3 separate regions of the Homo sapiens genome follow, and regions 1 and 2 are each linked to region 3. A link is a loop called in an ENCODE intact Hi-C map of the cell type or tissue named here. Cell type or tissue: IMR-90. All regions are shown on one strand.

Evidence for each region. Peaks named below come from ENCODE experiments on the same cell type or tissue, not always from the same donor. Only the 100,000 strongest peaks of a DNase experiment are listed, where the experiment ranks them.
Region 1: a loop joins it to region 3, with 12 times the contacts of the local background. A loop is called at or near these places in 99 of 110 quality-filtered maps.
Region 2: it touches region 3 in a loop (16-fold over the local background); 55 of 110 quality-filtered maps call a loop at or near these places.

What each region holds. Positions count from the first base shown.
Region 1 is chr18:36,013,258-36,021,257 of GRCh38, forward strand. The region is part of intron 6 of RPRD1A (regulation of nuclear pre-mRNA domain containing 1A); the gene reads right to left. Among named protein-coding and RNA genes, the nearest start is that of RMP24, 45 kb to the left of the region's middle. In IMR-90, a CTCF peak has its summit at 4,607 (motif pointing right); a DNase peak (open chromatin) is centred at 4,614.
Region 2 is chr18:35,753,354-35,761,353 of GRCh38, forward strand. No RefSeq gene overlaps it. Among named protein-coding and RNA genes, the nearest start is that of MIR187, 150 kb to the right of the region's middle. RefSeq lists an enhancer at 3,192-3,486. In IMR-90, a CTCF peak has its summit at 3,349 (motif pointing right); a DNase peak (open chromatin) is centred at 3,338; H3K27me3 peaks cover 2,326 bases.
Region 3 is chr18:36,281,873-36,289,872 of GRCh38, forward strand. No RefSeq gene overlaps it. Among named protein-coding and RNA genes, the nearest start is that of FHOD3, 12 kb to the right of the region's middle. In IMR-90, a CTCF peak has its summit at 3,009 (motif pointing left); a DNase peak (open chromatin) is centred at 2,999; H3K27me3 peaks cover 196 bases.

The DNA of each region.
Region 1 (8,000 bases), 270 kb before region 3:
AAGCAGAGTTCTCATGCAGTAAGGAAGAATTAGTATAACAAAAAATGGCAACAACAAAACCATAGGAAATAGTGAAGGAAAATGAGAAAAGTGAGGCAAAACAAAAGATGAGCAGCGTGAAGATTCAGAACATTCAATATACCTATAATAAGATTTAAGAAAAAAACTATAAACTGAGAAGCAAAAATAAAAGACAACTTGGGTCTTCCCAATATAAGGGCACATCAAATATCAAGCAAAATTAATGAAAGACCAATATCCGAGATAGGTGCTAGTCAGTTTAGGATAAAGGAAAAAAATACAATATCTAGGCCAAAAGACAAAAAGATATTCAGTGAAGCTGTTGTCCACGGGTGAACAGGAAGGAGAGCCACTCTCAGACATGCAAAGACCTGCGCCATTTTTGTTGCTCTTCATGACATCTTTATTTTTATCCTTTATTTTAAAATATTAAAATGTAATTTTTCTTTTTTCTGGAATATCTTTACAAGTAAAAAAAAGTTTTTTTACATTTCTGACACATGAATCAAGTAAAATTTTATGTGAGAAATAATGCATGAATAACGATAATGAAACAGTAAAACGTTTCAAAAATAAAATTTCTTAAACACCAACAAAATGATCTATCTAGAATCCTATAAACAAAACAGGTCCATAAAAAACCATAAGGAAGGAGTCTGAGAGAAACTCAGATAATGGGATATTGTTTCAAGTCATGCATTTTCAGTATTTGTGGTTTTTATTATCTTCCTGTGATTTTTGGTACTCCACATTTTCTCCACAGTGTGAGTATATAAATATACACACACCTACATACACATACATATATAAAAGAATATATGTATTTGGACAAATATTTTTTGCTAATTTCTTTAAAAAGCTTATAAATTTCTATTACTGCCAGCATGTGTCATAAATATTAAAAATAAACAAATAAAAAAGCATATAAATTTCTAGCAATTGTCCAGAAGATAGAACAGACTACTCTCAAAACAGTATGTTCCCTTTACACCAGAAACTTCCAAGCGGAAGCTGGCTAAACTATCTCATCTTTCAGGAAATATTCCAGAATCATTTCCAGTAAAAAGTCAGTTAGATGGTCTCCAAATTCTTTCTAGTTCCCGACTATAACAAATATCATCAACCTAAAATGACACCATCACTTACAACAGAAAACAACCTGATTTTAAAATAGGCAAGGCTGGGCGCCATGGCTCACGCCTGTAATCCCAGCACTTTGGAAGGCCAAGGCAGGCGGATCACGAGGTCAGGAGATCGAGACCATCCTGGCTAACACACGGTGAAACCCCGTCTCTACTAAAAATACAAAAAACAATTAGCCGGGTGTGGTGGCGGGCGCCTATAGTCCCAGCTACTCGGGAGGCTGAGGCAGGAGAATGGCGTGAACCTGGGAGGCAGAGCTTGCAGTGAGCCGAGATCGCGCCACGGCACTCCAGCCTGGGCAACAAAGCGAGACTCCGTCTCAAGAAAATAAATAAATAAATAAATAAAAATAAAATAGGCAAAGGACTTGAATAGACATTTCTCCAAAGCTAAACAAATGGCCATAAGCATATGAAAAAGGTGTTCAATATCATTAATTATTAGGGAAACGCAAATCAAAACCACAATGAGATACTACCTAATATACATTAGGATAGCTACTATCAACAAAGACAGAAAACACCAAATGTTGGTGAGGATGTGGAGAAAATGGAACCCTCGTGCTCTGTTGGTGGGAATGCAAAATGTTGTAGCACTATGGAAACCAGTATGTCAGTTCTCAAGAAAATTTGAAAATAGAATTAATGTATAATCTAGCAATTCAACCTCTCAGTAAATGCCCCCAACAAGTTGAAAGTAGGGTCTCACATACACACACACACACACACACACACACATATATACACATATATACACACACACACACACACACACACACACACATTCACATACTTTTTTTTTTTTTTTTTGAGACAGAGTCCCACTCTGTCGCCCAGGCTAGAGTGCAGTGGCGTGATCTCCGCTCACTGCAACCTCAGCCTCCCGGGTTCAAGTGATTCTCCTGCCTCAGCCTCTCAAATAGCTGGGACTACAGGTGCCAGCCACCACGTCCGGCTAATTTTTGTATTTTTAGTAGAAGCAGGGTTTCACCATGTTGGCCAGGCTGGTCTCAAACTCCCGACATAAAATAATCCACCCACAAAGTACTGGGATTACAGGCGTGAGCCACCATGCCCGGCCTCAAAGATATTATTTGTACACCAACAGTCCATAGCAGCATTATTCACAATAGCCAAGAGGTGGAAGCAACCCAAGTATACAGCCATGGACAAATGAAAACATGCAGTGTATACATTCAATGGATTACTATTCGGCCTTAAAAAGGAAGGAAATTCTGACATGTACTACAAATTGGATGAACCTAGAGGGCATTATGCTAAAGAAATAAGCCAGTCACAAAAAGAGAATACTGTATGCTTTCCCTTATATAAGGTATCCGGAATAGCCAAATTCAGAGACTGAAAGAAAAATTGGTGGCTGGGTGAAGGCGGAAATGAGAAATTGTTGAATGGGTAGGTACAGAGTTTCAGTTCTGCAATATGAAGAGTTCTAGAAATAAGGTGCAAAATCATGTGAATATAGTTAACACTAGTGACCTATATACATTTAAAAATGCTTAATATGGCAAATTTTATGTGTATTTTACCTGAAGTTTTTTAAAACAGTAAAATAAAACTATACCATCCCTGTGCACCCAGAATTTGGTCTACTAGTTACTTTCAATCACTACATACATTTAAGTAATCTGATAAAAGGCAAAGAGAAAAAAACTATGTAAAATAAATGCTTCTGATACTTATTACCAAACTGTCCTCCACAGAGTGGACCAAATGAATTTACATCAACAATATGTTAAGAGTTCCCATTTCCACAACCCCATGTCATTACAAAGAATATCTTTTCTTTTTTCTTTTTTTTGAGGCAGAGTTTCACTCTCGTTGCCCAGGCTGGAGTGCAATGGCACAATCTTGGCTCACCGCAACCTCCACCTACTGGGTTCAAGCGATTCTCCTGTCTTAGCCTCCCGAGCAGCTAGGATTACAGTTGCCTGCCACTACACCCAGCTAATTTTTGTATTTTTAGTAGAAACAGGGTTTCTCCATGTTGGTCAGGCTGGTCTTGAACTCCTGACCTCAGATGATCCGCCCGCCTCGGCTTCCCATAGTGCTGGGATTACAGGCATGAGCCACCGCGCCCGGCCTGTTTTGTTAAAACTGTAACTAACTCAAGCATGAAAACCATATCTCCTTTTGCTTTTTTTAAATTATTTTACTTCTAGGAATTTATGAGAAGACTATCACAGATAAGCCAAAACTTAGTTGAAGGGTGATTCAGAGCAATGTTTTCAGTATCAAACTGGAAGTAACATAAATGCCAAAAGGTGATTTAAAGCACTGTTCTTCAATAGCAAGGAACTGGAAGAAATATAAACGCTAAACAGTTAGCTGGCTAAACAAATACTACTTCCATAGAACAATGTAATTTAGCTATTAAATGAGATTTATAATCACATGAAAATTTTTATAGTAAATGTGCAAAAAGACACTATATAAAATGACATGTACAGTCTGATTCTATCCTTCTAAATCTTGCCAAAAGGTATTCAATGGGTGATAAAAATTTTGGATGGTATCTGCATGTGCTTATCAATGGTTTTTCAACTATGATAAGCATGTACTACTTTTGCAATAAAAAAAAAAACTGCCAGGTGCAGTGGCTCACACCTGTAATCCCAACACTCTGGGAGGCGAGGGCAGGTGGATCACCTACCTGAGCCCAGCAGTTCGAGACCAGCCTGGGCAACACGGTGAAACACTGTCTCTACAAAAAGCACAAAAATTAGTCGGGAGTCGTGGCACTCGCCTGTAGTCCCAGCTACTCGGGAGGCTGATCACCTGAGCCCTGGGAGGTCGAGGGTGCAGTCAGTCATGATTGTGCCACTGAGCTCCAACCTGGGTAACAGAGTGAGACCTTGTCTCAAAACACACACACACACACTTCACTGCTACCACCCACTGTAGTTCAGGCTTTTACTGCTGAGCACATTTTTCTAATTAAGTTGCATCTGGTCTCCCTACTGCTAATCTCTCTCCAATCTAATCCACTCAACAACTATAACCATTTTCAGACACTGCCAACACCACCACTCCTTTCTTCCCTTTGGCCTGTTATCAACCTCTACTGGGCCTGACATTCAAGTGCCCTCCACAATGTGGCTCCAAACTACTTTTCAATCTCATCTCACTTCTAAGAACTGATACAGTAACAACAAAATGTAATCTTTGTTAGCAGTTTATTAAGGACTTCGTCTCAAGAAAGCGTAACTGCCTATATGCATCATTGTTTTAACCATCAGAGTTCTATGAATGCCTCTCTTGACAGTAATTAGCATTAGTATTGATATTACATTTCCATTCCATGAATGAGTGAACAGGCACAAAGGGCAATAGAGTGTAAATTCCTCTCTGTTACATACTTTAACGTAAAAGAATGAACACTGGCTTAAGGACTCTGGTTTCATCTGTAGCTCCCGCTCTTCCACTAGATGGCACTATTACTCTTTACAAATTCAGTACTTATACAATGCTAAGGATTACTACTGTTCATTTCTTATTCACGTTATTCTCACATATTGTTAGTGTTATTCTCCTACAGAAGGGGAAAAAATGCAAGCTGGTAAAATAATTTTACAATTTCAAGACGATAATTTACTCCTTTGTTCAAAATGCTCAACTGCAGCTCTACAAACTGCATGCCTTGAACACACAGCCCACTTAAGACTTTTTAAGTACTGGACTCTGCTAAAATGATTTAACCAATTATGTTGGATATAATTTTATTCAAAATCCTCAAGTGTCTTTCAATCATTTTTATTTATTAAAGTATCATTCTTTTCTGATTTAGCTACAAGTAAGTTACCAATTTTAAATATATACCTCTTCCAAGTTACACTTTTTTTTTTTTTTTTTAAAGAAGGAGTCTCGCTCTGTCGCCCAGGCTGGAGTGCAGTGGCGCAATCTCGGCTCACTGCAAGCTCTGCCTCCTGGGTTCACGCCATTCTCCTGCCTCACACTCCCGAGTGGCTGGGACTACAGGCGCCCGCCACCACGCCCAACTAATTTTTTCTATTTTTAGTAGAGACGGGGTTTCACCGTGATAGCCAGGATGGTCTCGATGTCCTGACCTCGTGATCCACCCGCCTCGGCCTCCCAAAGTGCTAGGATTACAGGCGTGAGCCACCGCTCCCAGCCCCAAGTTACATTTCTAATGGCATTCATTTACTTAACACAAACACCTGAGTGCCTACCAGGAGACAGAAACTACTCTAAGCATTGAGGGCATGGTAATAAATATGAAAAACAAAACAAGGTTCATCTCATGAAACTCACATCCTAGTGGCAGGTGCACATGAAAACTAAGTATATAAAGTATTAATAGAAAGAATATGGAAGAAAAACAAAAACCAAAATGACAATGTAATACAGTTGGGAAGAGGGGGCCAGAGGAATGAGTAGATGGGACCAAAAGAAAAGGATGTAGGACTCTCTGAAGACTTGACATAGGAATATAAACCTGAGTGGAAAAGGAACCAGCTAAGGAAAGAGCAGGAGGCAAGAGCATTCCAGTCCCTCTCTGTTAACAATCAGCAAAGCAAAAAGCTCTGATTTTAGAACATGCTTGATATACCTGAAAAACAAAATGCAAGCCAAGATGATACAAGATGAGGTTAAATGGTGTCTGAGTTCAAAATAAGATCCAAAAGTGTAATGGGGACCATTGATTTTTTTTTTTTTTTTTTTTTTGGAGACAGAGTCTCGCTCTGTCGCCCAGGCTGGAGTGCAGTGGCGTGATCTTGGCTCACTGCAAGCTCCACCTCCCGGGTTCACGCCATTCTCCTGCCTCAGTCTCCCGAGCAGCCGGGACTACAGGAGCCCACCACCACGCCTGGCTAATTTTTTATATTTTTAGTAGAGATGGGGTTTCACCGTGTTAGCTGGGATGGTCTCGATCTCCTGACCTCGTCATCCACCCGCCTCAGCCTCCCAAAGTGCTGGGATTACAGGCATGAGCCACCGCGCCTGGCCCATTGATGAGTTTCTAAAGAGGAGTGTGATGGGATCTGATTTCTTAAAAGATCCATATGGTTGCAATGATGTAGGGAGATATGAGAGGGAGCAGAAGATCATCTTATAAGCCAGGTAGTACATGACAACCACTTAGACAGGGGTGGTTTGGCAGCAGTTATGAAACATGTATGTTACAGTTCTACTTAATTAAGACATAAAAAGTCTTCCATTTATATGATAGAGCAAACTCATGTTTATCTGCTCCCTCCCAATAAGTCACTAAAATAATAAAGCAATTTACACAGGCAGAAATCCACAAGCACAGAGGAAAGTGGACCACAGCATACCAATGTCAAGAACCTGTTGGACGGCCGGGTGTGGTGGCTCACGCCTGTAATCTCAGCACTCTGGGGGACCGAGGTGAGCGGGTCACCTGAGGTCAGGAGTTTGAGACAAGCCTGGCCAACATGGCAAAACCCTGTCTCTACTAAAAACACAAAAATTAGACAGCCGTGATGGCGCGCACCTGTAATCCCAGCTACTCAGGAGGCTGAGGCAGGAGAACTGCTTGAACCCAGGAGGCAGAGGTTGCAGCGAGCTGAGATCACGCCACTGCAGTCCAGCCTGGGTGAGAGAGTGAGACTCCATCTGAAAGAATGGAAGGGGAAGGAAAGGAATGGAAAGGACGAACCTGTTGGAAGATGAGGACAGCTGCAACAGGAAATAATGACCGAAAGTAATGTAATTCATCCTGAGGAATTCTGGATATGTTCCGGACTTTGCAGTACCAGTCTCCTTAATATGTAATGATAAGTCTTAAGGTTGACAAGAAGGATCAACTAAAACTCTACACGAATCTGGTAAAACCCTTATCCCATATAACTAAAAGATGGAAGATAAGAAGCTCAGCAAAAGAGTGTGCGCATCTAGGGACCCAAATCACAGTGCTAAGAGGTAAAAGCACTGTTCAAAAAACAGATGTCCTATGTTATCTAACCAGCAAATCTGGTGTGTTTTCCTCTGGAGAAAATGAATGGCCTTGGACAGAAGGCTTATAGATAATATTCAGAAATCATCAAAGAAGGCAATAAGACTGGTTAACAGGATCAAGTCTTTAACATGAATCAGCAATTTCATCTTTAGAAATTTATCAGAATTATTAACGGATCAATATGTGAGTGAAAAGTTAACTGAAGAGATGTTCTCTGAAATTCTGTTAAGAATAGAAAAGCAATAAAAATAAATAGTCTGAGCAACACAGCAAAACCTCATCTCTGCAAAAAAATAAAAAATTGGCCAGGCATTGTGAGGTACACTTGTAGTCCTAGCTACTTGGGAGGCTGAGGCAGGAGGTGTGTGAGGTTACAGTGAGCTATGATCTTGCCACTGTACTCCAGTGTGGATGACAAAGTGAGATCCTGTCTATTTAAAAAAAAAAAAGTAACAGAGAACAGAGCAGTTAAATAAATTATCATACATCCATATATTAAAAGGAAAACAATGACATGTAAGATGCATATAATGTATTACATGAAAAAGAAAGGACAGAAAATGCAGAGCCCATAAACAGGGCTAAGTCTTTTGCTTAAGTAACTTTTTCCCTTTGATGGAAATAATTACTTGTATTATCAACAACTAAAAGATTACACGATTCCTGAAAAAACTCAGTTAAACATAAAATATTTTAGGACAATATTTAGACCTCAAAAATATAAATTAAGAAACTAGTCACATGCTTCTTTGAAACATCCACAGAGCTGCATCTTACCAAATTCTAAATTTAAATCAAATACAGCCATACCTCGTTTTATCATGCTTCATTTTAATACACTTTCAAGATACTGTGTTTTCTTATAAGCTGAGTTTGTG
Region 2 (8,000 bases), 530 kb before region 3:
AATTAGACTTTCCTATTTTCTAAAGCCATAATCTGACACCAGGCTTCTTTCTAAAACATGTATAAGTAACTAGGATTTCTAATGCATCTCCGGAATGCATGTATGTTGAAACTCATTGTGCAACACTTGCCGACATCAAGGCACCAAATTACCTACATGGCTAATATGGTCCAAATTACCCTTAAGCTCCCACTTTAAGGTCCATAAATACCCCTAAGGAAAATCCACCTTGGCACGCTCAGTCTTGTCTAGCTGAAGCGCCCTGCTATACTCTGCTGCAGTGTTCTTTCTGTTTAATAAAACTTTCCTCTTCAAACCTATTCTGCTGTCGGTACATTCTTTTCCCATATGTGAGCCAATCACTCTCCACTGCCAGGGCTCTGACAACTTGCCTGGCAGAAACCTATAGGATGTTTCAACATGTTCAAGGGAGAATCCAAAGAATAGACACATTTATATATCAGGAATATTAAAATGAACTTACAAGTGGATCCCAAACTGGTTTCTCCACATTGGCAGGGTCATCCCTTCACCAGAGAGAATTTATTTGCATGTCCATAGGCAAGACTTATTTTGTTTGCTGTCAGTCATTTACAACTTATAGATTTGTAAAACAGCACACAGTGAGATACCCCTACAGGGTGTGATCTAAACAATTCATAGTTTTCCATTAAATCACACATTTTCCCCTCAAGAATCTCCAGCTGAAATGATCCAACAGGATTTGGTCAGTCTGTGGCCTGGCCAGCTGGGGGCCACACCCTGACGGAGGCCCATAGCTCCTGATGAGTGGGAGAGGATGGGGGACGCTTGGAAAGAACCTAGGGTTCCCACAGTGAGGATCAGCATGGCTTTGTATAGCCCATCTCTGAATGCCTCAGAACCCACTAGGAATAAGCAATTTACTGTTATTGAAGTCTGTGAAATAATTCATTCCTAAATAAATTTGCTAGGGAATTGTGGGCTGTAATTACTGACAGACATTGCCAGACATTGAAGGTCTATCAGGCAAAAACCAAACAGAACCGACTAGACTTGTAGGCGGATGCAAGACAGGTGAAGAGGCAGGAGGAGGCTGTGTGGGACACAGCCGGGTGGTTTGCACGCTGTGTCCTCATCCTGCATTATCTTCTTCCAAGGCCCTGGCATAAACGAGCTCCAGGTGTGGAAGACAGAGGATGATGAAGGAGCTGGCTGAGGTGGCCCCTGAATTCAGATCCCCCTCCCCAAGGTGGTTCCTGAGGGGCATGGGGCCTGCTGGAGTTCAGCGGGGCTTCAAAGCAGACAGACCTGGAGTCCCTGTCCTGGCCCTGCCATATCCCCAAGTCAGTGACCCCAGAGTGAGCCTTGCACCCCCTAGGCCCTCATCACATGTGCTAATAGCGTTGGAAATAGTAACTTGAAGCCCCAGCTCTGTCCTGGCTCAAGAGGCACTCAGTTCCCTTCCTCTCACCAGTGTGATGGTACCTCTGAGTTGCCAGAGGAAGACTGGGCAGCCTGGCTCGCTGCAGCCTGCAGGAGGTGGGCAAATGTCAGAAGGTCCTGTTTTGGGGCTCCCCAATATCCAGGATCTCAAAAAAGTCTGGGTGGTGTTTGCTTCACTCTTGAGTGTAGCCTCACCCCTCAGGCCCTGGTTACAGCATGGCCGGCAACTCCTTTGCCTACTATAGTGGATTCTGACCCAGTCTTTCTGCCACCCGCCCCTTCTCCCTCCACTCCACACACAACCCCTGTCAGCTAGACCAGGAACACTGGGATGTAGGGTCTGTGCAGGCAACAAGCTAACAACATGGGGAAAGGTCACATACTTCGTCCTTGGGAATGTTGGCACCTAATGCCCTGGTGGGCAGAGAGCACATTCTTCCTGCAAGTTTGCTGATCAAATGCCCTTAGCAATAAACAAGAAATATGCTCACAGGCTGGCAGGGAAAATGGATGTGAAACAAATCATTGCAAATGACTAAGTAAACAATTGACAACATGATAAGGACCACGAAGGAAAAATCTAGTATTCTATGGGAGCCACGGTCTGAGCTGAGCAGGTGGTGAGAGGTCAGGTAGGCTTCCCTGAGGAAAGAGACTTACACTGAAACCTGAAGGATGAGAAAGAGTTGGCTGGGGGAAGAGCAGAACAAAGAGTTCCAGGTGGAGGGACAACGTGTAGGCCCCGTAGTACAGCTCTGCCATAGCTACTTCTCAGCTTGGATCCTCTCCGTGACTCCCGGGGACGCTGTCCAGCAAAGCCCACTCTCCTTTCCTGAGGCCCCATGCTAAGGCCAAGCCCTTCTGTCAGATTTCTCACCTGCTGCTCTCCTTGCGCACTCAGGACCCAGCCAGATGAACTATTCTTGCCCCCAGAGCCTGTCCTATGTTCTCAGCTTTGTGCTTTGCCTAGTGCTGCTGTTCTCCTGGAAATGCCCTTTTGCCTCCTCTCCACCTGCTAAAATCCTCCCCTTGGTTCCAGTTCTGGATGAGATGGAACAAGCATATCCTGACCTGTCTATCCCACCGAAGGCAGCTGTAACCCTGGGCGGCACGCATGGAGCAGCCATCTGAAGACTCGGAAAAGTAAATAGCAGCAGATGCATTTGGAAGAAAACCAAAGCCTGAAGTATCTCAGCACCAGCAGTGAGTTTACCACTCTTGTTCCTCTGAGATTCCCCTGCCTGGGCTCAAGGCACCCCAAAACGTGGATGTGGATTCGGGTAGGGATCTATCAAGCAGTTTGATTCCAGTCAGTCTCGTCAGAGAATCCTTACCAAGGGCATCCACATCTGTGACACCAGCTGCCCATCAGCGGCCTCGATTTGTTTCCAGTTTGCTGCTCCAAAGAGGGATGTCTGTAACCTTCCAGTCTAGAGTCTTCCCAGCAGCAGAGCAGACGGCCAGGCCATTGGTGCCAGGTAAGAGTTAGTTAACATGTAGCAAATTTCTTTGCGGGAAGCACTGGCGAGGGCATTAGGACTGCAGTGAGTTCTGCCCACTGAGCAGAGTGATCATGTTCACTTATTGTTTTATGGAGATGGTGCTGAGGCTGAACACCTACAGCAGCTTTGCTTTAGGGGGCATGGTTGGTGATAATGTTTCCGCTAAAGGGATTGCTGCCAAGATGCTGCTAAGGAGAGGCCAACTGGCTCTTGAATACTCCATTTCCTTTTAAACGGAGAGATCTCTTAGGCTCTTCTCACTTTTTTAGTCATTGAGTGAGTTGATACACCCCAAAATGGGGATGGCAGGCCAAAGAGTCACAAAGCATCCTCGCGTCAGGCATTCAGTTCCAGCAAGAGCTTGGTCACAGCTGCCTTGGAACAAAAAAAAAGTTTATTTGGCTTCTCTTCCAGCAGGTGGCGCTGTTATACTAGGAACTGCCTCTGAGTAGTCCTGCAGCCATTAAATCTTTAATTAAATTGATTTCTCTTTCTCTTGCTGTGATTCTTTGTCTCTGCTGGGCCACCAGGTATTGTTTAGGTAGGTAAGAGGGGAAGAAAAAATGATACCAGAAGGAAATGTGGAACATTAGAAATGAACAAGAACAGAAATGGCAAATATCTGGATAAGTATAATAGGTTATTCTTCTCTTGTTGAGTTCTTTAAAATATGTAAGACAATTAAAAGCAAAAATTTTTAACACCATTTTAAAAAGTTTCAAAGTATGTAGCTGTAATACATGAGACAATTACAACAAAAAGAGGAGGAAGGTAAGGAGATCCATATGGTGGTAAGATTCTGATATTCCACTTGAAATGGTGAAATATCGATTCTAAATAGACTACAAAAAGTCAAATATGTATATTGTAATCCTTAGAACACTGAAAAATTACACCAAGAGTTAATGCCAAAAACCCACTAGAGGCCGGGAGTGGTGGCTCACACCTGTAATCTCAACACTTTGGGAGGCTGAGGAAGGTGGATCACTTGAGGTCAAGAGTTTGAGACCACCCTGGCCAACATGGTGAAACCCTGTTTCTACTAAAAATACAAAAATTAGCTGGGCATGGTGGTGCATGCCTGTAGTCCCAGCTACTTGGGAGGCTGAAGTGGGAGAATTGCTTGAACCTGGGAGGCAGGGGTTGCAGTGAGCCTAGATTGCACCACTGCACTCCAGCCTGGGTGACAGAGAGAGACTCCATCTCAAAAAAAGAAGAAGAAAAAAAAAACCCAATAACACACACACTAGATAACTTAAACTAGAATACTAAAAAAGAAGTTTAAGTAAACCAAACAAAGGAAAAAAAAAAAGGTGAACTAAAAATACAGAAAAAAGTAGAAAATAAATAATAATTAGAAGACCTGAATCCAAACATATCAATAATTACATTACATGTAAATGACATAAACACACCAATTAAAAGATAGAGATTGACAGAATGAATTTTATAAAAATGACTCAAGTACATGCTCTCTATAAGAAACTCTCCTCAAATATTATAGTATAGGTAGGTTAAAAAGAAAAACTATGGAAAAAAAAAAAAAAACTGCACATTGAAGACCCCAACTGAAACAAAACTACTATGTTAATATCAAAGTAGACTTCAGAACAAAGAAAACTACCAGGGTTAAAAAGGGATATTACATATTGGTAGAAAAGTTAATTCACTGGTACTGGCATAACAACAGACACATAGAACAATAGAACATAATAGAGAACCCAAATATAAATCCACACATTTATAACCAACTCATCTTTGACAAAAGATCCCAGAATATGCAATAGGGAAAGGACAGTCTTTTCAATAAATGGTGCTGAGAAAACTGAACAACTAAATGCAGAAGAATGAAACCAGATCCCTATCTCTCACTATACACAAAAATCAAATCAAAAAGGATTAAAGATTTAAAAGGACTAAAACCTGAAACTATGAAACTACTAGAAGAAAACATTGAGGAAAAGCTCCAGGCAATCAAAGCAAAAATAGACAACGGAGATTACATCAAGTTAAAAAGCTTCTGCACAGCAAATGAAACAAGGTGAACAGGCAACCTACAAAATGGGAAAAAAATATTTGCAAACTGTCCCTCTGCCAAGAGAGTAATAACCAGAATATATAAAGAGTTCAAACAACTCAATAGCATAAAACAAATAATCTGATTTTAAAATGGGTGTCTGGGCACTGTGGCTTACACCTATAATCCTAGCATTTTGGGAGGCCAAGGCGAGAGGATAGCTTGAGCCCAGGAGTTTAAGATCAGCCTAGGCAACATAGTAAGACCCTACCTCTTGAAAAAAAAAAAAAAAAAAGTAGCTGGGTGCAGTGGCATCATGCACCTGTATTCCCAGCTCCTTGGGAAGCTGTAGTGGATCATTTGAGCCCAGAAGGTTGAGGCTGCAGTGAGTAGTGATGATGCCACTGCACTCCAGCCTGGGTGAAAAAAGAACAAGACCCTGTGTCAGTTAAAAAAATATTTTAAAAGAGTAAAAAGTATTAAAAATTTAAAAATAAATAAAAATCGGCAAAAGATCTGAACTGACATTTCTCAAAAGAAGATATACAAATGGCCAACAAGTATATGAAAAAATGTTCAACATCACTAATTATCAGGAAAGTGCAAATCAAAACCACAACGAGGTATTATCTCACCTTGTTTAAAATAGCTTGTACCAAAAAGGCAGGCAATAACAGATGTTGACAAGGATGTGGAGAAAGGGGAACCCTTGTACACTGTTGGTGGGAATGTAAATTAGCACAGCCACTATGGAGATCAGTATAGAGTTTCCTCAAAAAACCAAAAATAGAACTATCACATGATTCAGCAATTCCACTATAGGGTATATATCCAAAAGAAAGGAGGTCAATGTATCAAAGAGATGTCTGCCTTCTAATGTTTATTGCAGCACTATTTACAAAATCCAGAATACAGAATCAACCTAAGTGCCCACTAATGGATGAATGGATAAAGAATATGTACCTATACACAATGGAATATTATTCATCCATAAAAAGAGTGAAATCTTGCCATTTGCAACAACATGGATGGAACTGGAGGCCATTATGTTAAGTGAAATAAGCAAAGCATAGAAAGACAAACACTGCATGTCCTCACTTGTGGGAGCCAAAGAAGAGATCTCATGGAGATGAAGAGTAGATAGGTGGTTACCAGAGGCTGGGGAGGGGGGAGGGGGGAGGGGAGAGGGGAAGGGGGAATGAAGGGGAAAAATAATGTAAATTATTTATCACCACAGAATTTTACACTTAAAATGGTAAAGATGGTGAATTATACATGTATATTTTACCTCAATACACTTTTTTTAAAAAAAAAAGAAAAATCAATTCATCACCAGGAAAGCACAACAATTCTAAATGTATGAGCACTTGAGAATAGAGCTTCAAAATGCAGAAAACAAAAATTGTCAGAATATAAAAGGAGTAGACATGCTGACAATAATACTTGGAGATTGCAACACTCCTTTCTATGTAATATATAGAAATAGTGGCAAGGATAGAATGGAACACTATCAACTAACTTGAATTAAGTCATATTTACAGAACACTACACACTACAACAGCAGACTACACATTCTTTTCAAATGCACATGGAACATTTACAAAGATAGGCCATATTGTGAATAACATATCCAACCTTAAATTTAAAAGCACTGAAATCATACAAAGTATGTTTTCTGACTATAATGGAATTAAACTAGAAATCAATAAGAGAAGGATAACAGGAAAATTTCTAAACAATAAGAAAGCAAACCACACACTTAAAAAAGGGAAATCAGAAAATATATTGAAATGAAAGAAAATAACTATGTAACATATCAAAACTTGTGGGATGTAGCTAAAGTGGGAAGGGAATTTGCTGCATTAAATGATTGTATTACAAAACAAGAAATGTATCAAAACAACAATTTAAGCTTCTGCCATAAGAGACTAGGGAGGAAAAGAGCAAAATAAACCCAAAGTGAACAGGAGGAAGGAAATAATAAACAACAGTGTATTAAGGAAATTGAAGGGGGGGAGGAGCCAAGATGGCCGAATAGGAACAGCTCCGGTCTACAGCTCCCAGCGTGAGCAACGCAGAAGATGGGTGATTTCTGCATTTCCATCTGAGGTACCGGGTTCATCTCACTAGGGAGTGCCAGACAGTGGGCACAGGTCAGTGGGTGCAGCGCACCGTTGCACGAGCCAAAGCAGGGCGAGGCATTGCCTCACTCCGGAAGCGCAAGGGGTCAGGGAGTTCCCTTTCCTAGTCAAAGAAAGGGGTGACAGACGGCACCTGGAAAATCGGGTCACTTCCACCCAAATACTGCGCTTTTCCAACGGGCTTAAATAACGGTGCACCAGGAGATTATATCCCACACCTGGCTCGGAGGGACCTACGCCCACGGAGTCTCGCTGATTGCTAGCATAGCAGTCTGAGATCAAACTGCAAGGCGGCCCCGAGGCTAGGGGAGGGGCGCCCACCATTGCCCAGGCTTGCTTAGGTAAACAAAGCAGTGGGGAAGCTCGAACTGGGTGGAGCCCACCACAGCTCAAGGAGGCCTGCCTGCCTCTGTAGGCTCCACCTCTGGGGGCAGGGCACAGACAAACAAAAAGACAGCGGTAACCTCTGCAGACTTAAATGTCCCTGTCTGACAGCTTTGAAGAGAGCAGTGGTTCTTCCAGAATGCAGCTGGAGATCTGAGAACAGGCAGACTGCCTCCTCAAGTGGGTCCCTGACCCCTGACCCCTGAGCAGCCTAACTGGGAGGCACCCCCAGTAGCGGCAGACTGACACTTCACACGGCCGGGTACTCCTCTGAGACAAAATTTCCAGAGGAACAATCAGACAGCAGCATTCGTGGTTGCCTGATACCCAGGCAAACAGGGTCTGGAGTGGACCTCTAGCAAACTCCAACAGACCTGCAGCTGAGGGTCCTGTCTGTTACAAGGAAAACTAACAAACAGAAAGGACATCCACACCAAAAACCCATCTGTACATCACCATCATCAAAGACCAAAAGTAGATAAAACCACAAAGATGGGGAAAAAATAGAGCAGAAAAACTGGCAACTCTAAA
Region 3 (8,000 bases):
GTTAACCTTGAATGATTTGGTGTATAGGTTTCCAGACTTTCCCCCGTGCCACCAATAACTCGTGCCCTTCTGTGTAGCTTCTCTTAGTGCTCTTGTGACTCTGTTCTTTGCATTGATGGAAAAGCCATATGTGGTGGCTCTCCAGGATTCTTGAAAAAAGCTCAGCCCTGGCCTTTCCAGACAGCTCGTTGGGAGTTTAGAACACCCTTTTGTCATCCCTTTGAGATCTTGGCTGGATGCCACCCTGGGCTCCTCTCTGGCTCACTACCCTCCTCTCCTGGCCTTCTTCACCAGCTTTGGTTAATGAAACTTGATGGATCATAGTGCCGAGCACTGTGCTTCGTGCTGGGGGCACAAAGATGCATTTTACATAGTCCCTGCTCTTAAGGAGCTGAGTGAGGATCTAGTGGGTGGAACCAATGTATAAGCAGAAACCATTAAAATAATCTAGTCACTAATTTCAACAGTTCCCATGAGGGAAGCATTTAAAAATGATTTCACACGCAGAGTTTGGTCCCCAATTTTAGAAAAAACTTATAAATCCTGTTAAAACATGGCTTCAGCTAAGAAGTCCCAATGAATTTTAAATGTTTATTTAACATTTAAAGCAGCAGATTTACGAGAAATCTATTCAAAATGTTGAATTTATAGTAGTTGTACCCTTTCCACATGTTTTGCTTATAGCTCAAATTAGCCTTTTTAAAAAACACAGTTGCTTAATGATGCTGAATTAATCATTCACTCAGCAATAATTAATTCTTACCAGTGGAAGCACGATGACTTTTCTCATAAAACATGGAGAAAAACAACTCATTTAGTGACTTAGTGACAAAGTAGTATGTTGGAATTTTGATTGCAGTAACTGAAGATGAGTAGGGTTATTGAGATCATACTTTTTTGCACATTAAAAACTATTTCTTATTAAAGAAATTTATTAATAAAAATAACATTTATTTTCTACTTGTGAATGTATATAGAGTCATGCACTTTTATTTTATTTAATTCTCACAAAAACCCTAAGGGTAGGTATTTATACCTACATTTTCCAAATGAGGAAACTGAGGCTTAGAGGGATTAATTGACCCAATCAAGATCAGAGGACGACTTATACAGAGCAAGGATAAGATTTGAACCTAGGTCTGCCTTTTCACCATTGTGATAAACTGCTGAATAATGATCATTGTGGGCACCATTGTAAGCACTTCACAGGTATTAAATTACTTAATCCTCTCTAACAAGTTTATGAGAAATCTATGACTATTACCATCTCCATTTTAGAAATGAGGGAAGAGAGGCACGGAGAGAGTAAGTCACTTGCCCTAGGACCCTGAGCTCGTAAGTAGTGGGGCTAGGTTTTGAACCCAGGCCTCTAACTCAGGCATCCATTTTTTTGCTCACCTCACTCAAGGAAAGCCATTATTGTTTATTAAACAAATTGCTTTTTGATACACATAAAATATTGTAAAAATAAGCATTAGCAAGTGATTTGTTCATGAGCTGTGATGGCCACTGTGTGCCTCCCATTGCACTGGATGGTGATTGTGAGAAAAGAAAAGACCACAGTTCTTTTTTATAGAACAGCATCTCACTCTATCACCCAGGCTGGAGTGCAGTGGCATGATCATAGCTCACTGTAACCTCAAACCCCTTGCTCAAGTCATCCTCCCGCCCCAGCCTCCCAAAACACTGGGATTACAGGCTTAAGCCATGGGCACGGTCCCACAGTTCTCGTGTTCAGTGAGCTAGATGGCTCTTATCAGATGATCACAAGGACAATGGCGCTTTCAGGGAGGTTCGGGAGCCAGGTGTACATCTAGCAGGGACCAGGTTGGCCTGTGAGATTGAAAGGGAAGTCCCACAGATGGTCAGAGTGCCATCTCCTTGGGATGACAGAAAGCTGTCCATGAACTGGGTTCAGTGGCTCATGCCTGTAATCCCCACACTTTGGGAGCCCAAGGTGGGTGGATCACGAGGTCAGAAGATTGAGACCATCCTGGCCAACATGGTGAGACCCTGTCTCTACTAAAAATACAAAAAAATTAGCTGGGCATGGTGGCGGGCGCCTGTAATCTCAGCTACTCAGGAGGCTGAGGCAGGAGAATCACTTGAACCCGGGAGGCGGAGTTTGCAGTGAGCTGAGATCATGCCACTGCACTCTAGCCTGGGTGACAGCAAGAGACTCCATCTCAAAAAAAAAAAGAATGCTGTCCATACAGAAGCTGCCATGTCCGTTTCCACCAACAACTACCTCTGGCCTCCAGGGCCTTCAGCAAGGGAAGAGAGGAAAAGGCATTTGGAGTGTGCCACAACCTTTCAACTGCGATGAGAGACGCTAGGCACTGGAAGGCTGGCTCCAGTGATGGCATTTGTTCTTTGGAGTGACCCTCTGATCAGAAGAAGCCCTCTGGACCAACTGTGTCCCATCCTTCTCAGCTCTTTTTTATCCGAGAGGGAGGGGTAAGCTACTGAGGACAGCACAGGCTACAGGGATCCAGCGGATCCAGAGATCCACTGCTAGAACCGAATGCTGGCTAGTGCTTGAAGAGGATGCTGATACAACAAGCCATCCAAGGACACTGAAAGCAGCAGAAACCTTCACTGGGCAGGCAGTGTTCCCAGCACCTCGGATCTCCAAGAAAGGCTGAGGCTCTTCTTGCCAAGGGAAGAGTTCAGGACATCCTTGGAAGCAGAAGGAAAGCTAGGATCCATCCACCTGGCAGGCACCTTCAGCCTGTCTTTCCTTTTTGTTTTTAGTCTTTTCCCTATTCTCTTGTTTGTGCAGACAGAATTAACTTCTACATAACTCACTTTGCAAATCTCCAAATAAAAATCATGGAAAACATCATACTATATGAGCAAGTGATTGAACATCTCTAAGTCTTACTATGTCTCATCTGAAAAGCGAGGAAAACCACAGGATCTATCTTATAGAATCGAGATCAAATGAGCCAGTTTGTATTTTAGCTCAGTGCCTCAAAATAATTATGCCTGAGTAATCCAAGTCTACCACCTGCTGGCAGCATTAGGTAAGTGCAGAATTTGTTTCTTCAAGAGGCTAAAAACTGGTGCAAATTGGGTCAGCAAATCCTAAAGAGAAGAATGGCAAACATGATCACACCTCTGACCCTCTGCCTGGGTTACTGAATGGACCAGATTTCAGATGATTTTCAGTATTGATGTTGGTGTCGTTTAAAAGTTAGTTTCTGAATTATTTCTTGATCAGATTACTTAAACCTACTTTACATCGACCATTCTTTTGGGGTTCCCTATTTTTCTTAGAATTCTTTAAGGACGCTGCTTTGCATTGGTGATTTCATTAGGTAGAGTCTCTCTCTCTCTCTTTCTGAGTGGGTGTGTGACTGTATACAAAAATATATAAATATATGTACATATAGAAAACGTTTTAATATGTATAGAGATGTGTATATGTATATATAGAGAGAGTATTTTAATGCATCTATGTGGAGTGTGTGTGTACATTGAGAGAGCTTTAATATATAGTGCCCATTCTCAGCAGCAGATCTAGGTTTTGTGAGCCTAAAATGCATGCAATTTTAAAGTCATCTTTAAGGAAAAGAATACAAAATCAGGCCAGGTGCAGTGGCTGATACCTGTAATCCCAGAACTTTAGGAGGCTGAGGCAGGAGCATCACTTGAGGCCAGGAGTTTGAGACCAGCCTGGGCAATATAGTGAGACTTCATTTCTATAAAATATTAAAAATTATCTGAGTGTGACTGCATGCACCTGTGGTTTCAGCTACTCTGGAGGCTGAGGTGAGAGGACTGCTTGAGCCAGGGAGGTGGAGGTTGCAGTGAGCCAGCCTGAGTGACACAGCAAGACCCTGTCTCGAAAGAAAAAGAAAAAGAAACCCTGCAAAACAAAAAACAAACCAAAACCCAATAAAAACCCAACCCCAAACAGAAACAAACAAAGAATATAAAACCATGAATTAAAAATTAGATACAAAAAGATTGACTTGCATGAGAAGAGAAGGGGCTTTGGAAGAAGTCTGCACAGTAACAGCCCTGAGCTGAAACCTTGTTACCTTTGTAATAAATCTGCCTCTGCCTGATTTCTCACTGCCTCCTTTTCTTGTCCATCTAAGTGCCGCCCAACCTCTCCAGGGTTACTTTTACAGTGCTTTTTGCAGTTTACAGAGTGAAGCACTTTTTGTTAACTTCCTAAACGGTCCCATGAAGACCTGTCCTGGTCTTTCCTCTTCAACTTATGGGTGGAAACAAATTGTTTTGACATCACTCGGAGACACTACTTGCTGCAGTCAGGACAGAGTCCTCCATTCATTGTGACCTGGGGATTTCCTTTCCACCTGGGTGCTGAAGCTCTCTGTTGCAGGAAGCATGTCTGGTTATCAAAAATTATTATCCTCGGTCGGGCACAGTGGCTTACACCTGTAATCCCAGCACTTTGGGAGGCCAAGGCGGGTGGTTCACCTGAGGTCGAGAGTTCAAGACCAGCCTGAGCAACATGGTGAAATCCTGTCTCTACTAAAAATACAAAAATTAGCTGAGCATGGTGGTGGGTGCCTGTAATCCCAGCTACTCGGGAGGCTCAGGCAGGAGAATTGCTTGAACCTGGGAGGTGGAGGTTGCAGTGAGCCGAGATCACGCCACTGCACTCCAGCCTGGGTGACAAGAGCAAAACTCCTCAAAGAAAAAAAAAAATTCTCTCATTTCCTCCTGGGGCACAGCAAATATTATGTCACATTTATCCACAGTTTGGTAAAATAGCCTTACTTTTTTTTTTTTTTTTAGCTAAATAGATAACTAGCTAAAACTTTTTAACCAGAAAAGGTGAAGTTACCTTAGAAAAAATAATCGAAAATTGGACACTCAAGACCCTTCTACCCCCATACAATTGCTTTCCAGTGGCTAAAGTCAATGTACACTATTTGTATTCTGTTTTACTCTAAAGATTTTGTGTATTTCAACATGGTCTTCATAAGTACATTTAAATAATGCATGGTTGTATTCATGTATTATAAGTAATACAAATATACCTCATATTGATAGACATATAAATTTCCAGTTTTTAATTTTATAATTAATACTACAATAAACCTTATTTTTGAACATGGCTATTTATTTATTCATTTTTTTTTGCTCCTGCTAAATTATTTTCTAAGAATATGAATGGAATTCCAGGATAATATTTATGAAAATATTGCCAGGTACAGTCATAGTATTTTCCACTAGAAATGTGCAATATAAAGCGTGCAGTGTTTCACTAGCATGCAGATCCATGTGTTCAGGTTCCCTGCAGTTGGGCTTTCAAGTGTATCATAAGGAACATACACTCCAGTTCTTCCCTGGTGTAGCTTGTTGTGTTCGTGGCACCTTCATAGGACCAAGGAGGCAGCATGTACAGCCTCTAGGGAGAATGAACCAGAGTGGCTTCAGGATTTAGAGAAGGTAGAAGTGTGCCTGACGACAAGAATGCGGGGAGAGTAACGGGAACTGAGGAGTGGACAGAGTGACCCTGCATCTTTCCCCACCCAGTTCTAGTGAGGCTGGGAGGCTGAAAGATGCAGGCTCACTCCCAGCATCAGTGGGGCCCAGGACAAAAGTTCAAATGGATACCCATATGTCATATGTCTAAATATTTAACATTCATAAATTAAACATAAGAAATATTAACTAAAATATGTGCTAGCCTCCTACTCTGACAAAATCCTTGGCACTCTGCATAGGAGCACGATGGCATGGGAAGAGCTGGTCCAGCTCCTGGTTGCCAGCCATAGCCTACAGCCATTTTCTTCTCACCCTTGAGCCGTGAACCCCAGATGTGTAGACACTGGAGACTATACATTCAAACTCTGTCCATACCTTCCCCTGCAATCAGCTGCCATTTAGCCCCTTTTCATGCTTAGGGGTGCACCCCTACGGATGCTCTGAAAATGACACACACATACAGGCCTTGGGGACATGTTCAGAGTCATGTGGGCATCTGAGGTCCTGGTGCCTGGAGAATAGTCTAGAGAGCAGCTTGGGTTCCAGGTGGGCATAACATCTTGGTCCTGTGGACTTGCCCTATAGGGAAGGATGGCAGGAGCAGGGCCAGGATGAGGCCCTCCAAAGCATGGAGCCCAAGGCAGGGGCCTTTCTTGTTCTGGGCAAAGGGCAGTATTGTTAAAATTTTTCTGGAGAAAGTAAACTACCCCAGAGGAAAGACCTAAAGATAGTCAAGAAATAAGCCATTTGTCCACTGGTTTGGTCTGCAGTGGAGTCCATCAGGCAAAGTGCCTCTATTATACCCTAGAGCTTCCAATCAGCTTTCTTTCTTTCTTTTCTTTTTTCTTTTTCTTTTTTTTTTTTTTTTTTGAGGCAGAGTCTCGCTCTGTTGCCCAGGCTGGAGTGCAGTGGTGCAATCCTGGCTCACTGCAACCTCTGCCTCCCAGGTTCAAGCGATTTTCCTGCCCCAGCTTCCCAAGTAGCTGGGATTACAGGCGCCTGCCACCACACCCAGCTATTTTTCGTAGTTTTAGTAGAGACAGGGTTTCACCACATTGGTCAGGCTGGCCTCAAACTCCTGACCTCAAGTGATCCGCCTGCCTCGGCATCCCAAAGTGCTGGGATTACAGAAGTGGGCCACATTGCCCAGCCTCCCAGTTGGCTTTCAATGTGATGAACAGCCAAGGATCATGCCATTTGAGGAAAGTGTCTACTATAAAAGAAAAAAACTGAAAGAAAAAGAAGAAAGGAAGAACCCAAAGTGTACAGAAACAGTGCAGCAAAAAGAAGAAAACTTTAAAGAAAATGTGGTTAATAATATCAGGGAAATCCTGGAAATAAGAACAAGATATTTTAAAAAGAAAAATCACAGAACAAGACAGAATTCTTGAAAAGTAAAAACATGAATGCTGCAATACAACATTCAGTAGAAGAAAAGGAAATACAGTTTAGGAAATTTCCCAAAAAGTAGAAGAAAATAATCAGAGAGATGAACAGGGCAGAAAAGTTAAGAAAATTAGAGAACCTGCTTAGTGATCCAACATCTGAATAATAGGAGTTCTAGGAAGAGCAAGCAGAGAACACTGTGGAGAGGAAATGATCAAAAACAGGATATAAGAACATTTCTGCATCAAAGAGCAGGATCTCTGGATTAAGTAATATCCACAAAATGACAACAGGATGAATGAAAAAGAATCCCCACCAGGGCACCTCATCATGGAATTTCAGTATATTGGGAATAATGAGAAGGTTCAAAAAGCTTCCAAAGAGAGAGGGGAAAAAAGTTACCTATACAATGTAGAGTTACCTATACAGTTGCCCCTTGATATTCATGGTTGTTTGGTTCCAGGACCTCCCTTGGATACCAAAATCCGTGGGTGCTCAAGTCCTTCACATAAAATGGTGTAGTATTTAACATAACCTATGCATATCCTCCTGTATACTTTAAATCATCTGTAGATTACTTATAATATCTAATATCATGTAAATGTTATGTAAATAGCTGTTGTGTTGTTTAGGAAATAATGACAAATAAAAAAAGTCTGTACATGTTTAGTATAGATGCAAGCATTCATTCTTTTTTTGAATATTTCCAATCTGTGTAGGTTGACTCCATGGATGCAGAGCCCACAGACACAGAGGGCCAGCTATACCACAGCACAAATAGTCTAAAGCAACAAGAAAAATTAGAAGACAATGAAGCAATGCCTCAAAATTCTGAGTAAAAATCATTTTAACCTAGAATTGTATAACATATGTGTTATATTGTTTCAGAGATGACTACAACATTTCTTCATATCTGGGTACGTGTACCTCTTTGCAATGTGATTTCACTTCTCCCATCAGGGAGTGGAATCTATTTCCCCACTTCTTGAATCTAAGCTGATCTTAACTTATTTCAACCAAAAAAAAAAAAAGAGTAGCAAAACTGATACAGCATAATTTCTAAGCCCAGGTCTCAAGAGATCTTGCAGCTTCCACTGTTGACCTCTTAGAATGCTATCCTAAGTCTACCAGTGTAAAGAAGCCAG